Regions from separate parts of the Mus musculus genome. Here regions 2 and 3 are each linked to region 1. The links are chromatin loops, found by intact Hi-C in ENCODE. Cell type or tissue: heart. All regions are shown on one strand. Links, peaks and the distances in the headings refer to the core of each region. The heading gives the core; the rest is flanking DNA. Region 1 overlaps Mast4 (microtubule associated serine/threonine kinase family member 4). Region 2 overlaps Mast4 (microtubule associated serine/threonine kinase family member 4). Region 3 holds the start of Gm30106 (a long non-coding RNA gene).

Region 1 (6,203 bases), core at 639-5,638:
AACACCACACTGATTGTTATGGTGCAAAACATCACAGCTCATTTAAGGGGATCATCAAGTAATGAGAATGAGGATTCAAATGGGGGTGGGGGGTGAAACACTTGCTCTTTGATCCACCAGGAGTTTCAAATGGCAGTGGTCATTAATTCTTGGATTCCCTCTGTCCTTAAAGAAAACTGAGGCATCATAAACTGTCATTCTGTGAACAGATAGCTATTAAAAGCACATTAATAATCTATAGTGGGTAAAGCATATGCCTTTTAAAAAGACTTGCAGCTTGCTTCTCTGTGGCGAAGACGCAGGACTTCTCTATCCTAATTACAAAGCAATCAAACAATTTAATTAATCTGGAAATCACTTTCTTCACAATAACTGCCTCCAAAATGAGGCACCCCATGTCGTGCCGTTAGGTAACCGCAGCTCTGATACCCTGCTTGCGTCTTAGCCGTGCCTCCCTCTGCCTTATGGGGATCGTGGTGTTAATTACCTACCCAAGGCCTGACCACTGCTAAGGCTTACTGTATCGGGTTGGAGCATCAGCAGTGATGCTGGCAGTCCATAAAGTGTCCGAGCTCTCAAACATCCAAGAGCCAGCAAATCCCGGGAGCAGCAGGATGCGAGTTACAAGCAAGTGCCGCACATATGGGCAGAGAATTAACTGGCACGGGTTTCTACTCTCAGAGTCTCTCAGGTATTGCTTTGCAGATGGGTGGATGAATTCAGAGGGCAGCGTGCAAGGAGTGAAGGTCATGTGTAGGACTCCAGTTTCGATCTGTCTTGCTCTCTTCTCAGGAAGCACCATTCATGCGTTCAACAGAGAGGACTTCATAGAGCATAAATGGCATGAACCCATCTACCCTAAATTCAGAGTTAGGACACTGTATAACAAAATAGTATTGCTGAAGCTCGAGAGACCGAAAAGTAGGACATTTTTGGTTTAAAGTAAAAATAAAACCTTCCACAATTGACCTCTCTAACTCTAACGTGCTAATCTTACCATTTCTCCCCAAAGAAAGTTGAATTTTGTTCACTGTATAACATAATCATCTGTACAATGCACATTTACTCTTTCCTGTGTTGGTACCTGAGCCCCACCTACCCCTCAAGGTTCTCTATCAGTGGGTCATTCCGACACGTTGTTCCTCCAGTCTACCACAGTGCCGACACCAGGCAAGCTCTGGGCTCTGTCTTTTCCGTGACGTGATTCTCATGTGTCACCAATCACTCTTGATTTACTGCAGAAGTTCTCTCTTACCCTTGCACGTGCTGGTCCAGTTCCATCTCCTTCGGTGTACCCAAGCATCTCCAAAGCCTCCCACTACCTGGCACCGGTGAATGTAGTTCATGGGTCATTGGCTGTACCACGCTGAGTTTGCTATCGCCAGAGATTATCTTTGAGACCACTTTAGTGTGTACAGTGGGTTTCCTCTCAGTTGTTTCTGATTCCCCAAGATCCCCATCCACCATCTTACTTGAAGCTTGCTGAACTGCCCTGCCATTGAGTCCCTGTCCTTCTGATATCTTATAATGCTTTAGAGAGCTTTAGTGATAATATAGTTATAACAACAACACATAACACCATCTCAATTCTTTCTACGCCCCCACCCCCATTTTTTTTCCCAGCAAACGTCAGTCTTGTCAAAACCTGGATAGACTATATGTATAGCTATGATCCCAAAGCATTACACCACTTACTGGTGTATTATTGTCATCATAGTTTGTTGAAGTTCTCTCTATGATGTTTTTGTTAATGTCCACACATTGACAGAAATGCTTGATACCATCTCTCAAACCAGTCTAGTTCTTAAACAACTCACAGACAGCTGTGTGAATGCTGTATACATCTCATTTCACCTTTTCAGCCAACATTTGGACAAATAGAGATGCAGAGTTGTTAAGATACACAGATGGCCCCATAGACCTGAGGCTGAAGGTAAAGGAATCTAGGGTCTGCTTTTATGGCAGGGTGAAACCAAGTGAGAGGGGGAAAAAAATGAAGTTTCGATCATACCTAGGTAGGCAGCCCAGGGAGCGAAGCTATAAGTCCAGGAATGGTTAATGGAGGCTTTGGCAATGGCAGCTTGGATGTCTTTGAAGGGCAGAGTTAAATCAGTCTTCTCAGTCTGTCTCTGGCTAGCTGTCCTCAAGCTTGAAGATCATCATGTGTGTTTAAGAAAATGGCACTGGCTTCCTAGCGGCCGCCATTTTATGCTTATCTCCCGGCTCTCCTTTTCCCCCATTTTTGGTGTTTAAAAGTGCACTCTCTGTTTCCACTCACCACATGAACCCTCAGCTTACGTGTTCTCTGTACAGAGAAGACAGGCTAGGGATCGGGCCAGGTTCCCTTGGTGTTATTTTCTTCTTGTGAATGAGGCAGAAAGGACTGTGGTCAGAATGTCTTGGCTTCAAGCAAGCAACTGTTTTTGTTACAACTAATAATTTACTGGTCGTTTGCTCTCCATGGTGTACAAGCAACATGAATATATTCCCAAACTTACAACAAACAGTAACAACAAAAAAACCAACCCCAACCTCTATACAATGATTCCACGCATTATGTTACCCCCTTAGGAAGCAAGGGCTTTTAGCCATCCTGAAATTATTGAGCTTTTTCACAGAATGCAGAGGGTGACACACACGCTAAATTAGGAGTGGGGGAAATGAATGCTGTTGAGAGAAATCAAAATAAGTTAATTTGCTGTGTAGATAAACAGACAGAATGAATCCTGGATTACTGGACGGCAAAAGCAAAATCCATTCCTCCAGGGGCCCCGGGAACAGCAGATGTAAAGACATGATAAATTTCACTGTGGCAGGGGGACTGCTCCTTGCCTCTCTATAAAGAAACGGCTTCTCAGCGCTTCCCCGTTGAATGGCTTTGATTGTGCTGTCATAAAGTTAATAGCATCTGTTGAAGACAACACTATAAAATTTGCAACCTTAAGTTAATTGAAAAATTTCAGTGGAGATGTAGCCAGTGTAAGAAGTCCTCGAGGTAACACTAAACTTACAGTCCTTTAGGTGTTAGGCTGTTTCTTCTTTAGCACACTAATAACAAATCGTTTACCTCCCGCAGCTGGGCATTCCTTATAGCTGACTACAGTGGTCACTCTCACTGAGCCAGTGCCACAGCAGTGGTGGTACTATTGGGGATGAAGGGCATCTTCCCCGATCTATCTCTCCACTTTTCAAGAAACTACAGAGCTACTTTGCAGCCTTTTCTCACCTCCTTCCCGAAACCAGCTCCATTCCCAAGTGGTCCTCCCACAATGCAGCGCGTCTCATTAAATATGCAGGGGAAGCAGCGTGGTCTGGAGTGTCCTGAACTTGCCCTCGCCAGCTGCCTGCCAAGCCTTGTCAATGATCAGCAGCAGGTTGAGCCGGCTGATGGAGAAAGTAACAAGCCCCCAGGGAGCTGCCCTCCTTCCTGTGCTCCTTCTCGGCCTGTGGAGGACTCGAGGAGAGGCGAGTGCTGCCATCTCCCTGTGGCCATGGCTTTTAGAATCTTCTGCCTGGCCAGTCACATTCCAGCCGCTTAGAGACATGGGGCTTGCTGAAGACAATATTGGCGAGGGTTAATCCTGCCAGGTTCTTCCAGCCATGCTAAGATAGAGCCTGAGACATTTTAGAAATAGGTACAGATGGCTGGATTCTCCTTCGTATTTTATTAGTCTTGACACAACTCTCTTTTAAATGTATGCCTTGGAATCCAAGCCTCCCCCTTTCAAGACTTTTTTTTTCTCTTTCTTTCATATCAAGGCTGCCTGCCACAAAATAAAATGCACCTCCTAGGACAGCCTGAGCTTCCCTCCCACGTAAATGTTAGCTTCTGAAGATATAACACTGAACGTGTATGTGCTCATTATTCCACAGACCAACCTGTTTAGGTTATAGTGGTGACCATGTGTATTCCCTTGCTTGGCCCACTTGGAAGGCTGTGCTGGAACTTGGTGTTCTCCCACCCCCATCCCCACCCCCAACCCCACCTCGACTGCTTCCCAGATCCCTGCTCGAGGCAAAGCTGAAACATTATTAGAGGAAATGCTATTTTGTAGAACTGTAAAGAAACTGATTACTGGAAAGAAGATTCTGGATATGGATAATGGTACAAAAACAAAATGAGGTTGCTCATTTCTCTTTCTCTCTCCACAGGAAATAGCCCTCAAGACAGTCCAAGGAATTTCTCCCCCAGTGCCTCAGCCCATTTCTCATTTGCGAGGAGGTAAGGATGGCCATTTGAGTGGGACATAAAGTGGTCCCTCGGGATGTCTCTGCTCGAGTCCCCCTCCCCCGCCCCCCCCCCCCCACACACACAACCCCCTTCCTCCTCCCACCTTCTCTTTCAGGGCTCTGTCTTGTGAGAGCCTTTTCATTATCACATAAAGCCTTCTGCAACCAAAGGACCTTGTTACATTGAACACACTGGCTTTAACTGTTTCGTGATGACTTCTGTCTTAGCATTAGAGAGTTCTCCTGGTCCTTTGCTAAATGTGAGCCCCTGTGAAGGCAGGGAGGTCCTTCTCTCTGGGTTTTCTCCCATCTTTAGAGCAAGCATGATTCAGCCTGAACAGATTTTTACTGACCTTTTTTTTTTTTTTTTTTTTTTTGAGATGTTGTTATGCAGGCAATATTCATCTATGTCCTGGTACAAGCTTTTGTTTTTGTCATATGTTGTCCTTTTTGTAAAAATGAGACTCTGGGTTACAAGATGTGAACTTGGGAACAATTGAATGACAGAGCTAAGAAATACTTTGTTTTTTTTTTTTTTTTTCCAGACAGGGTTTCTTTGTGTAGCCCTGGCTGTCCTGGAACTCACTCTGTAGACCAGGCTGGCCTCGAACTCAGATATCCACCTGCCTCTGCCTCTAGATGCTGGCATTAAAGGCGTGCGCCAATATATCTGGAGCTCTCTTCTACTACTGTTATACTTAGAATTAGGCAGCAAATGCTTAGGCGCTATGCCTCTGCTCCTAGGGAACTGAGTTAAGAGGAAGTGTCCTTACTTGACACCTTTAACGTCCAAGCTTTTCCCGGGCTGGTCCCCTTGCTGTAGCCTCAGCCCTTTCTTCTGGATTCTGAATTAGTATGTTTTTCTCAGTCAAACATCCTTCTCTCTTCTCACATATGTGGCTTGCTTCCTCCACCCAGGAAAGACAGATTGCAAAATGCCCCTTCAGGTCTCCAAATATTCAGAATAAATTTAGTTTATGGTCTGGATGTCCCATTGATTTGTAAGAATTTCTCACAGACTTAATTATACCCCAACGTGAATTCAGATAGCATGTCCCAAACCATATAGTTCTGTCTCAGAGTACATGCCTTTGTTCCTCTACACATCACTAATGAGCACACTTGTCAGCGTGTGATCCATTTTATGTTCTGAAATCCTAAGAAAAGGAGTTTCAGAGCTCTGTATTGTAATTAAGATTCCAGCAGCATTTTCCAGAACTCTGTATGATTAAGAGTCTACACTAAGTCCCAATCCAAGGAGAATGTTTGTTCTCTCATTACCGCAGTCATTTCCCATCATATGCTCAAGGCCGCTCTGAATCCCACGCGGGCTGAGTTAGAAGAATGATTAAGACAGCATCTCAAAGAGCTTGCTGAGACCTACACCTGGATCTTCTCTGAGATCCAACTCTTTTTTTTTTTTTTAAATTAAGCTTTTCTTCTAACTATTATACTGCAAAAGAAATGCAGAAGGTAACTGGCCCAGAAAGTGTGTCTGCCCAGTGACTGTTAGTTCCTGATGGTTCACTATTCCAAGTAGGGAGGAAAAACTTTGAAGGTCGATAAACAGAGTGCCCTCTGTAGTCCAAAATGGAGTGTGGGTGCGTCCCACTACCCCGAGTCATAAGTGCAAATCATTGCAGTGTGTATGAAAACATGACCTAAGCCACAGTCCCTTAATCCTGCCAGATTTATAAAAATGAAGAGCATCTAATAATTATGTGGGAGACTGAAGGACAGATGAATCTGGCTTCTGCGCTATGGGGAAAAAAAAGCACAACCTCCCAGGCATGTTAATTTTTGACAAATAAACCATAAACCGTGACGGGATTATCACTGGAGACCCTCAGTTCATGTTGCATGAACTACCAGCTGGGACTCCTTCCACACTCTTCAGAAACCATTAATTTTGATTAGAACCTGAGTGATTTGTGTTAAAATTTTCTTCAGGTAAATAGAACCTTGGGTTCACT
Region 2 (6,203 bases), core at 606-5,605, 58 kb before region 1:
GATTCTCCATTTTTATCAATGTTTTCCTACACGTTGGGGATCAATAGTAGTGGTATTGTCTTCTTTTTACAATTTTAGAATACTTTTGTTGTTGTTACCTGATCCTTTGTTCGATGCCACTTCAGAAAGAAAAGGGGGGGGGGAGGTGCATTGTAAAAGGTGGAAGGTGGAAGCTGGCTTGGTTAGGATCCAACCCTGGCGGTGGTCATTCCAGGGTGGGCGCTGAGTGTTTCAGAGGAGCCCTGGTCCTGTCAGAGAAACAAAGACCCGCCCTGCCTTTTGTTCCTCAGAGTTCTCAGGACCACAGCACCTCTTCTAACTGGCAGTCTCCCCCCACCCCATCCTTGGTGTTCTCATCCTTTCTTTAAGTTTGGCTAGTGTGCCTCAAGTCAACTACTAAGCCTTTACTGTGGGGTAGCTTCTTGTCTTCATAAACACACCATCCATCTTACACATAGGAAGCTTTTGGTGGCCAGACTGACCAAACGGTGAGCTATGCCAAGGACAAGTTACCTGTCTAGCTTCAATTTCTGGGGCATTCCACTTTAAAAAAATATATATATATAACAATGAGAGAAGCCGTTTTCTTCATTTCTACGTGAACTTTATAACTCTTCCTCTTAGATGAGCTAAGCGTTAGTCTTTTTTGAGGTAAAATCATCTCTTAGGAGAGGAAGGAGGAGATGAACCTAAGTTGTTTCTCTCAGAGGAAGTTGTTAACAGTTGAAAACTGACTTGATTTGTTTTGTGAAGGGAGGTGGTGACCAGGAGAGCCAGGAGGCTTGCAGGTGAGAGTTAGCTTTCATAATTGATCATTAACATGCACGGCATTAACTGTTGGTTCTCCTGAGGTTTAATGTAATCTCAAAATTCTAAAATTTATTTTATTGAAAGATTGTATAGCGTGCTTAACCATTTGTTAAAGACACCATCTTCCTGGGAACCTCTGCAGTGCCCCACCCCCACCCTTTTTCATTTCTCAGTGTAAAAAAAAAATCTACTCTTACTTAATAATCTTTGCTTTTTGTACTACTTCAAAGTGTCCTAGCCTAGAGCAGGAGCGATGTTTAGCCTCGCTGCATAGTGCGGTCTCGCTCCTTTATGTGATTTATTTTTCCTTTTGTCTTTGGCCATTTTTTTTTTTTTTAAATCGGTGTCCACCTAATTTCTTTGAAAACTGGGATAGATTTTTGTTTTGTTCTTCTATTACTTTCCCCTCCTATTACACAAAGTCTCCTAACAGAACAATAGAGGCCTTTTAAAATGCAGGGAAATGTCTCCCTCCCCAGATTTCCGGATTGCTAGTCTCTCAGATCCTGGTACCAACAAGGCTCCTTGGCCTGGGGCAAGATACTCCTAAAAAATAAAAAAAATAAAAAAGTTGGGGATTTTTTTTGGTGAAGTAACAAAAGCTACACCCGTGGGGGGGGGGGGGGGGAGGGGGCTAGGTTAGTGGCCGTGTTGTGGAGATGACCGGAGCCAGCTTCTCCTTATAAGGCTGCTGATCACCACTGTTATTGTATAAAAGCCAGGAGTGCCTCTATTGCCTGCTAATTGTCTGCTCCCCTCCCTTGTGTTTAAAAATTATTACTATTTTTTTTTCTTTTTGGTATTGCTGAAGACCGAACCCAGCCTATTCCAACGCAAGTATCCTATTGCTAAGCCATATCCCCTAGCCTCAAATATTGAATCTTCTCCATGCAAAAATAGATGCTTCCATTTTCCAGTAAAATAGATTTTTTTATTGTTGCTACTAAGGTTGGATGTGTGGCCACATGCTTTTTAGGGAAACACCCTGCCTCTGACTGTATCTTTAGCTTTCTTTTTTTACCTTTTATTTGGAGACAGTGTCTCGTTACATTGCCCCAAATTTATAGCTCAATCAGGTCTTGAACCATTCACGCTATAGTAGAATAACTGAGATTCTAGGTTTGTGCCATCAGGCCTGGCTAAGAAACAATTTTACATCAATTGATACATACAATGTCATACAATTTGTTGTGCTCTTCATGAGGCAGGATTATACCTACTTATGTTCTTATCCCATACTGTAAGAAACAAGACCTTTACTCTGTGATAATAAATTTAGGAGGATGGTACAATTCTGCAGAAAGGAACATTGGCTTAAAGAAAAAGCAAAAATGGCTGGTATGGTATTTTGATATGAGGCAGTGTTGTTTAAAGCCCCTGATAGTGAGAAATTCCTGCTTCTTTTTCCAAACCATAGTGTGGCATTCTGAAGAATTACAGTCTTTGCACTATTGGTTCCCAATACAACAGACCTTTATCTAATCCTTGGGCTGGAGATTGCCTCCCGTTCTGATTGATCATGGGTCCAGTCACATAGCAGACTGCAACTTTCCAGCTCTCAGAGTTGTGAGACAGGCAAGCATCAACTGCCAGCCGCTGAGAGAGGGGCCTCGAGTTGCCTGCTTATCTCTGACTCTCTGATGAGGTCTGAGCACCCCTCAGTCTGAAAATGAACCGTAGCGGCCTGCTGCTGTGTCATTTTTCCATGTTCATAAACACGGGCTCTTAGTAAAACAGGCCGTCATTGCCACTGTTTCTAAAGCCCAGGCCTGTGCAGAGAAACCCTCAATTTAAGAACACAGACAATGTTCTTTGTTACACGAATGTGCCCTGCAATTTTATGATTATACTGTGAATGAAAATACGATGTTACCACAAAGCCCAAGAAATGGCTTCCTTGGTGACTCTTGACAGACTTCATTTTCGAGATGGGCTTAGCTACATCGTTGTTTTCGTACACATTTTTGATCTTACATTAGGAATTAAGGTTGATTTAGAAAGATAATAAGGGAAATAGGCAGGAGCAGATTTCCATTTTCATTTCCTTATGGGATCAAGGACTTGTTCTCATTACGTTGAGGAATACTGATTCTAGACTTGGCCTTGTGGCATGCAACTTAATTTGACTCCAGGGAGTTATTCAAGATCCCTTCCATTATGGGAATCTTACATGGTAGGATACCAACCACTCAATGCCATTGAATTTCTGCTTAAGCTGTTACCATGGGAAGGTCAGGATTCCATAACGTTCATAAACAGGAATCCAGGGACACAATGAACAGGAACTCTGAGTCACTGCAGGGAATACAGAAGGAGTTTAGGTTGGGTGTCTACTGAGCACAGTGAAGAGGCGGGGTCAGTCTGTTGTTCTGGAGCTCGAGGTACTTACTAATAAGGACCAAAACCAAGAGTAGGGATGAGTGAGGTCAGCTCATTACACAGAAGGCTGGGCCTCGGAGGACAGGTGGCCATGCCTGGAAGAAGCAAGCCAGGGATAAACTTTTCCTTAGTAACCCAAGCACGTCGTCTCATGTGATTTCCTCGGGACCTTTACATGAATCACAGGATATTTTTACACAGATTTCTCACATATGTGTTCTCTTAAGAATAGAGGCAAGGATGGGGAAGATAATGATGGAAGGGATTACATGCTGTGTGTATATGTGTATGATGGTTCTCTATATATTTGTGTATGTAATTGGATACAAGCTGAAACTGAAAATCCTCTATGCCTCTGTCACCAAGTTCTGGGATTATATCTGTGTGCCACCGTTCCCAACAGGAGTGGCATCTTGAGAGAATATACAAGGAAAGGAAGGAAGATTTGGACAAGGCTATAACCATTGTAAAAACACAGATTTTTATATTGTTTACTTAATTAATTTTGACTTGCATCATGTGTGAATTCTTGACGATTACAAAATTCTCATCACGTTTAGTGTAGTTAGTATATGCTATGCTATACTTTTGGTCTCCTTTTTCACAAATTTACTTATGAATGTGGTAGTAAACCGTTTCTCCAAAGCCAGCACACAGATGGGTGCTTTGTGTAGTTAGGGATATTGTACTTGGCTGTAATCCCAGCACTCAAGAGGTTAAGGCAGGATGATCTTTAGTTTAAAGCCAGCCAGAGCTACATAACAAGGGTCCAATGGTAATGGTTAGAAATCACAGACCTGGTATGTGTTCTCTTAAATATTCAGAGTTAGTTATCTGGAAATGAAGAGGTAAACAAGCTACTCTGAAGAGAATGGGATCCAGATGTGTAGATTGATTGACAGCTCCCTCAGAAAGAGTGGGACAAGAATTCTGGAACATGCTGTGTAAACACAGTTCTTTCCCTGGTTATGTCTAGACCAGCTGGTTTGGGCAGGGACAAGGATGATACATGGGTTGAGTCATCTACCTGTGGATCTATGAAGATATTCTGTGGAGAAGTGAGTGCCCAGAAGTGTACAGGCCTCAGTGGTGTAGCCACCATGGGTCTGATAACATGTGTGACCCAGGAATACAAGCATTCCTGCTTAGTGACATTGAGTATTTGTCTACTGAGGTCAAGCTTACTACCTTCCAGAAAATACAGTATGATGTCTGATACTTGGTAGCTTGATGTACCTCCTGTAACTAACCTTCAGACTTTAGGCTCAAAGACTGATTCTTTTGGTTTCCCTGGGTTCATAGTTACCAAGAACACATGATTTGTGTTCCAACAGAATGCTTGGATCTTCATTTATAAGAACAGATAGCTTTAGTAAAGTATCTTTTATGAATGTGTACTGGATAAACAGGACCCAGCATTTTGCTACATATAGGAAACACACCTCAGTGACAAAGACAGACAAACACTACCTCAGAGTGAAAGGCTGGAAAACAACTTTCCAAGCAAATGGTCCCAAAGAAACAAGCTGGAATAGCCATTCTAATATCATATAAAATCGATTTTCAACCAAAAGTTACCAAAAAGGATAAGGAAGGACACTTCATACTCATCAAAGAAAAAATCTACCAGGAAGACTCTCAATTCTGAGCATCTATGCTCCAAATGCAAGGGCACCAACATTCATTTAAAAAAAAAAAAACAACCAAAACTTTACTAAAGCTCAAAGCACACATTGCACCTCACGCAATAATAGTGAGGGACTTCAACACCCCACTCTCATCAATGAACAGATCATGGAAACACAAACTAAATAGAGACACAGTAGAACTAACAGAAATTATGGACCAAATTTCATCCTTAAACAAAAGAAAATACCTTCTTCTCAGCACCTCATGGTACTTTCTCCAAAATTGACCATATAAACAGTCACAAAACAGGCCTCAACAGATACAAGAAGACTGATGCATAATCTCATGCATCCTATCAGATCACCACGGACTAAGGACTAAGGCTGGTCTTCAATAACAACAAAAACAACAGAAAGCCCACATTCACGTGGAAGCTGAACAACACTCTACTCAATAATAGCTTGGTCAAGAAAAAAGTAAAGAAAGAAATTAAAAACCATTTCTTTTTCTGTTTCTATAGGCATCCAAAGCCCAAAGAGTACTTATATTCTTCCTATAACTAGATTTTACTTAGATTTACTCAAGCCTTGCTGCTCTGGAGTTGGCCTCTTTTGTTCTTGTATAATTCATTGTTTTGATTTAAAAAAGGTTATTCTGTGGGCCATGATAGACTTCTTGTTCCAAGATCCTCAAAGGAAAAACTTGAGTGTGAGATTAAACGTAGGAAAGCATGGATATATGGCAGCATATGTACAAGAAGAAAAGGTCAAATACTTGTTGATTCATTTATATTACTGTGTGTGGCACATGTGCACAGATGCACGCACATGCACACACACATACTTATACAGGCTCTCACTAAGTAGCCCAGGCTGACATGCTTATAAATACCTTTTTACACCTAATATTCATAAGGCTTTTGATATAATTTCTTTACATATATTACTTTTGTTTAATCTCTGTGTTAGCAGATACTCTTTTTCTTCCTTTGAGATAGAATGTTATCCTGTAGCCCAGGCTGACCTCAAACCAACAGTAATCCTGCCTCAGCCTTCATGGCTCCCATACCCAGCAGATAGCTGGTAATTGTATCACCATTCTGCAGACCATAGAGGATGAGGTTCTACTGGGCTTGGAATTAGCAACCATATCTGCTCATTGTAAACCTTGTTTTGTGAGTCTCTTCTAAGAACTCCATTATATAAAAAATAGAGCTCTCTCTTGGGCCCCTGTGAAAGCAGAATTACACATTTGCATGTGAAGTCATTAAATGTACCTGGTATCTAAGGCCCTGGCTATAGGAGCCACATGGCTTCTTTCTTTGGCTGCATTTGACACTCCGTAGGGCATCCTATCTTCATACATCACCAGTCTCCTTTCAGACC
Region 3 (6,203 bases), core at 465-5,464, 97 kb before region 1:
TAAGTTCAGGAAAGAGTTTAGAAGCCGACCTAATGGACTTACAGATGTGAACCACCTTGAGCAATACTCGTTCATTTTTAGGTGCTGAACACAGGGGTAGGAATGAATCAAGAGAGTTTACAGCAGAATTGCCACTAGGCCAGGATCAGGTAGAGTCTTCATGGAAACTCTGCATCCTCCCTGGATGTAGATACACAGACACAGATTCTTAAACAGGGAGTTGAAAGCTACCCAGTCCTAACAACTTGGCCCAGAGAAATTAATCTCTATATAGTACACACAAATCTGTCCATAGATATTAGCTTTTTAATACTATTCTGTTTGGGCATGGGGCATCTGGAGGGAGAGTAAAAGATCTGTAAAAAGGACATTACGAAACATATGAGGGGAATGAGTTGCAAAGGATTAGACCTTCTGTTTTCTACCATTTTTTTTCCAGAGCTACCCTCCCAGTTGGGTGACAAACCTATCTTCCCATCCCACTTGCCTTCCTTGGAGAAGCAGTGACTGATATTGACATATTGATAAATGAATGAGCAGTCTGGATCCCAGACTATATCCACTGTTGTATTGGCTTAGTGGCTGTCCAATAAGTAGAACATCTTGCTGAGTGTCTGTGTGTTGGCCAAGACCAGCTATGTTCTAAGGCCTTCAAAGGCTCAGTTTCTTCTCAGTTCATCAGCTTTATGGCAACTGCAACTCAACTGTGCTTCCTCTCCTCTCTATATAATTATTTTGTCTGTAAGGAAATGTCAGTAATTCTGACAAATTCAATCCCATGTTTACCGACTGCCTTGCCTTCTGAATCATAGGTTACTAAATCAAGTCATACAGGTTAGAAGACAGGTTACACTTGAGTGTCACACCCACTCTTATCATCAGGGAGTGTGGGAATCTATCAAGTACTTGCTCTGTATTAGCTAATATATCGCTAGCTGTGTGTGTACTTTACCTAGTCTTACCTTTTCAGTGTGGGTAAATTCAGATCTTCCCAAACCTTTTCAGGGAAAATAATCCAATATATTTAGTTAAAATTAGTGTTGGGGTCTGGGAGGTGGCAGGCAGCACTTAAGAGCAAGTACCACTCTTTCAGAGGACCAGAATTTGGAGGTAGCACTTAAGAGCGTGTACCACTCTTTCAGAGGACCAGAATTTGGTTCCCAGCACGAATGTTGGGTTACTCATAGTGATCTGTGATTTCAGATCCTGGGTATCCAGAGCCCTCTTCTGGACTCTTTGAGTACCTGCACCCATATATGCACATTCATACTTTTAGATCACATAATTGTAAAAAGTCTTTGACATTAGCTATTAGCATCGGAAGGTTTCAGATATTCCTGAAAATGGAAAGCAGAGGTGGTGAAGAGGGAAAAGTAAAGGGTTGATTATATCAGTGGACCCATTTAAGTTGCTGCCATGCTTATAGGCAATGCCAACTAAATGAACTTTTTAGAAAGATTATGGAGGAGAGTTGGGAAGTAAAGACATCAGGTCTTACTTAAGCCCATTCAGAGCAGAATTCTCGCCCTATGTATATATCTTCACCCTCTGTGTATATGACTAAGCACTCCTCTTGGAAACTTGACTCCCCTTCCCACACCTTTTCCCTCTGTGGCTGCAACCCTAGTCGCATACAGTCTTTCTAATATTCCTGGTCAGCTAGTCAGCTATTTCTTATCCCTCAACTGCTCTCTTCTTTCATGGGGTAGATACCTGAATTCAAGATTTTTCTAGCACAATTTCAAATCCTCTCTCACAACCTTGATTGCTCTTCTATGGCACCCCTCTTCCTCAACAAGCTCAGGAAATCTTTGGTTTGTCTATGGGATGTAGAGAGGGTACTCAAAGGGGAGTTTTCCTTGTGTTTGCCTGTGATATTTCCTGAAGTCATGCTAGGACCTAAGAAATGTTTGTACTGATATCCTTGGTGACAAAGAGTTGTAAGAGAAAGCCTTCAGAATTTAATAACATTGTTGTAAGAATACTGAGAATTTAGGGTTCTGTGAGGGTATTGATGGATGTCTTCATACTGCTCAATCTTGTGTCTCATAAGAGAAAGAGTAGACGCTTAGTGGAAATGACTATTCAGCAAGCATCTTTAAAAATGTCTGTGTAAGTCTGAGCCTATTCAGTTCTGGAAATACAGAATACAGTATAATCTGGCCTTTGCCCTGAGAAACAGTCTCACAGGGAAGGCAGCAGTAAGCAGCCAAGTAAATACCACGTGGCTGCTATCTAGGAAGACCCTCTTTCAGAGCACTGGAGGGTACGGAACATGCTGGACTGCCCTTTCTCTCCAGGATGACATCATTGAGTGAAATGTTCTTTTAGATTCTTCATATTGTCAGCACTGACTCAGTACAGACATTACATGTACTGAGAGGTTTTAGATGGGTCATCTCATTTTCATTTTCATATGCCAACTCCCAGAGGTTGGTTCTGTTATGGACCAATATTATAATTAGGGAAAATAGGCAGAGATTAAATAACTTGCTTAAGGTTAGATTAAGTGTTGAGGCCAGAATCAAAGACAATATGACTCCTTTCTCAGAGGGAGACATGATCTAGAACAGTGACTCCCAACAAGAAGGCATTGGCAGTGTCTGCAGACATTTTTGATTGGCACCTCTGCTATCTAATGGAAAGAGTCTGGGATGTTGCCAAACATTTTCCAAAGTACAAGGAAGCCTGCAAACCAAAGGATGGCCCAGGCTACACAATCACTAGAGAGAAACTCAACGATTGCATGGGTTTCTTTACACTTCTCAGAGTGTACTTTATACCATTGAGAGTGGCCAGACATCTCTGGGTATTCATGAGGATCTTACAATCTGGGATCTTTTGAGATTCCAGAGACCAGTGATGTTCAAGCCTCCTAGACATGGGGCTAGAGAGATGGCTCAGCAGTCTAGAACACTTGTAGACTGAGTTCCCAGCACTCACATTTAGTGGTTCACAACTGTGTGTAATCTCAGTTTCAGGAGACAGGATGACTTCCTTGGGCCACTAGGGGGTACCTGTAAGCACACGGAGCACATGGTGGTGCACTTTAATCCAGGCAGAGGCAGGCGGATTTCTGAGTTCAAGGCCAGCCTGGTCTACAGTGTGAGTTCTAGGACAGCCAAGGCTACACAGAGAAACCCTGTCTCAAAAAAAAAAAAAAAAAAAAAAAAAAACAAAAAACAACAACAGCAACAAATAAAAAATAAAATAAAGAACATTAAAATTTTCTAACAAAAATTTTATAAGACAGAATGTGTGCGTGTGGACTCTGCATACTCCCACATGTGGCAAACCATCTCTACGTACTCTTCGATATAAAATAAAACCTGTATCCTGAGGCAATGGATGCTATAACATATTGTTTGGGGAACAAGAAAAGAGCCCACCCATCCATGTTCACTAGTCACACAATTTTATTTGCCGGGTTTGTTGTTGTTACTGTTATTTCTTTGGTTTTGTATTCTTGAACCAGGGTCTTGCTATGTAGAGCGGATGGCCCTAGAACCCAGGCAGTGGCTCGTCTCTGCTTTCTCTGAGTGCTGAGCATACATGCGTGCACCACCATACCTGACTTTATATGTTTTTAGTCTTAGTATGCTTGAAGCTGTCAAGGCAGAGGTGGCTGTGCCTCAAAACATTAAAACGCCAAAAGCCGGTGAGGGATGACTATTTGAGAAGGCAGAGGCAGCCAACCGAAGCTTTTAGGATCTTGGTAAATGTTGGGGTGTTGTTCTTGCCACTTATTGCTCAAAGCCTCAGTCTCCCCTATGTAAGATTGGGTGGGCTCTATGATTTTCTTTTATCTCTATGAGTCTCAAAGATCTGAAGAGACTCTAGAAGAAAATGGGATTGCATGTATGAGTGCCTTGTCTGAGGAATATCATCAAACCCTTTTGGAGTCTTTGGGTGAGAAACTATTTCTGTGGACCATAAGACTGAATAATATACGATATAATATTAAATTAGAAGTAACTGACTTAAATTCTAATGTTTTTCTTTATATACTTTTGAATAAACGTTTGTGACTTGGGGCGTTATTTAAATACCACGCTTTTTTTTTTTTTTTTTTTTTTTTTTTGTGTGTGTGTCTTTTTCCTCAGTGAGTAACAATCAGATTCATCCTTTTCCTGTATTCTACTCCATCAAACTCTTAACATACTGGGAGGGAAAGGAATTCATGTTGCTAAATCAGTGCCAAGTAGTCCATTTACACGTCATAGGTGATCATTAACTAGATCCATCTCTCGAATCCATGAGGCCAAACAGGTGTGCGCTGTAGTCATCGGTCAAATGGATGTAAACTCGTGAATTTTGTGTCATTGAGGTTTTCTGGTGAGTGTGGTGGCTTGGCGTGTGCATGCTTCTCCCAGACAACAGGTAGCGTCACCTCCGGAGTCATCAGGGACTTCCCTCCGAGCGCCACAATTGTGCCTCGTCCTATGGTGAATCACCCAAGCTTTCAGGTGTGCACAGCACACACTAGTGTTCCGGTGCGGCAGCTGGACTTATTTATTTATTTTTGAGGGACCGATCCATTTCAGACCCTGGGATGGGGGGGAACTGCGAGGATGCTCCAGCCCTGCGCCTGCTCCTGGGCAGAGTACACCAGGGAGCCGCTCTCTTTCCCCGAGACCCAGCTGGAGGGGCTGAGCCAGGGCCCTGCCACCCTACTTCCAACTGGATCCTACAGAAAGGTGTCAGATTCAAGTCCTCCCATAGGTCAATTTTCTAAAAGTGCTTTCAAGTTTCCATGGTGTTGGGTTTTTTTTTTCCCCCCAGAAGGGGAGGGCAAGAGCAGCTTTTGCGTTCAAATTCTTTTCCTTGTATGTAGACGCCAAAAGGAAGCTTCGTACTGGGCATGTTCGGATGTGAATGGGTTTGCTGATAAGCAACAGCCTCCCGGAACCATAGACTTAAAATAGTCCTCCTCCTACCACCCCACCCCTCCAGGAGCTGCAGATGGTATCTGCCAAACAGATGACAAAGTACCTTGGACTGAATCACACGGAGACAGCATTTTGAGCAGAACGCAGGCTAAACTCTTGTAATTACTGTTTATAGCTGGCCAAGGCTTCCTAGGAGAGGGCAAACACAAGAGGAAGTAAGTTTCCCGAACCTTTCAGATGGCTGTGCATTAATTAAAGGCCAGCACGGGAAGGGTAATTCTCAGTCAGTCTCCGAGTTGTTCCTGAGACCATAGTTCACCGCACGTTTTCTCTGAAGGGAGTGAGTAGATAATTGGGATTTTTTTTCCTTTATTTTTTTTTTCTCCCCATCTCCGTTTTGATCCCATGGCCTTGAACTCACGGTGAATTGAAGAAAGAAAGAAAGAAAGAAATGGATATGTCTGACCCCAATTTCTGGACTGTGCTCTCAAACTTTACTTTGCCTCATTTGAGGAGTGGGAACAGGCTTCGGCGCACACAAAGGTAAAAACGCGGGACCTTGCCCTGGAGCAGGGAGTGCTCTCTCTATCAGAGGCTGGGGGCTGCCGGAGCCCGGTTGCCCGGTTGCGTCTGGGATTTTGTTTGTTGGTGGCAGTTTGAAAAGTTTGTGCCTTGCCAGGGGGTCTCTGTTTCTGTAGTTCCTCTCCTTGGTGGAGCTTCTTAGGGGTTCCATGAGTGCGGGGCTCGGAATTCTTTTGCAGTGTGGATGTTCAGGCATTGCCTTGAGCCCTGCCTGGCAAAGGGGCTTTTGTCTCTGTCCCTTTATCTACTTGTATTTTTATCATTTCATACACCCAGACCTGGGCCTACGGCATTCCTTACAGAGCCTTCCATTCCTTATAGAGCCTTCCAGAGGCTCCCCCTATGTTAGATAGTCCATCTACCACTTATAAGATGCGAATCTGTGTTGCAGAGATAACCCAAGCGAGCATGATTCTCAGTGACTGCTTTTAAAGATCTGTACAACTTTGGCATTTTGACTTTTTTGTCGTTTGGCTGACATTTATTACTAATATAAAGCCAGCCTTTCATTTATAATATGTGTGTGTTATATAAAACATATTATACATGTACATATAATATATGATATATACATTATAAGTGTATATGTAATATGAGATATATCATATATGTATATATGTAGTATATGTTTATATATGTGTATATATATGTATATGTGTATATATATATTTGTGTGTGTGTGTGTATGTATATATATATATATATATATATATATATATGACAACAGATGTG

The links. A loop is a pair of places that touch in the nucleus more often than their neighbours do. Peaks named below come from ENCODE experiments on the same cell type or tissue, not always from the same donor. Only the 100,000 strongest peaks of a DNase experiment are listed, where the experiment ranks them.
Region 2: a loop joins it to region 1, with 2.2 times the contacts of the local background. A loop is called at or near these places in 3 of 42 quality-filtered maps.
Region 3: it touches region 1 in a loop (4-fold over the local background); 10 of 42 quality-filtered maps call a loop at or near these places.

The regions. Positions count from the first base shown.
Region 1 is chr13:102,808,520-102,814,722 of GRCm38, reverse strand. It overlaps Mast4 (microtubule associated serine/threonine kinase family member 4), which reads left to right. Exons shown (of 29, transcript NM_175171.3): 6 at 4,153-4,222. Among named protein-coding and RNA genes, the nearest start is that of Gm17160, 49 kb to the right of the region's middle. In heart, for the core only: a CTCF peak has its summit at 3,487; a DNase peak (open chromatin) is centred at 3,362; H3K4me3 peaks cover 839 bases; H3K27ac peaks cover 652 bases.
Region 2 is chr13:102,866,663-102,872,865 of GRCm38, reverse strand. The region is part of intron 4 of Mast4 (microtubule associated serine/threonine kinase family member 4); the gene reads left to right. Among named protein-coding and RNA genes, the nearest start is that of Gm30106, 38 kb to the left of the region's middle. In heart, for the core only: no CTCF peak of the experiment used is centred there; a DNase peak (open chromatin) is centred at 3,145; H3K27ac peaks cover 444 bases.
Region 3 is chr13:102,904,878-102,911,080 of GRCm38, reverse strand. All of the region lies in intron 4 of Mast4 (microtubule associated serine/threonine kinase family member 4), which reads left to right. It overlaps Gm30106 (a long non-coding RNA gene), which reads right to left and starts at 3,279. Exons shown (of 4, transcript XR_382843.4): 1 at 1-3,279. In heart, for the core only: CTCF peaks have their summits at 1,225 (motif pointing left), 2,965 (motif pointing right), 4,514 and 4,762; a DNase peak (open chromatin) is centred at 4,710; H3K4me3 peaks cover 1,357 bases; H3K27ac peaks cover 1,293 bases.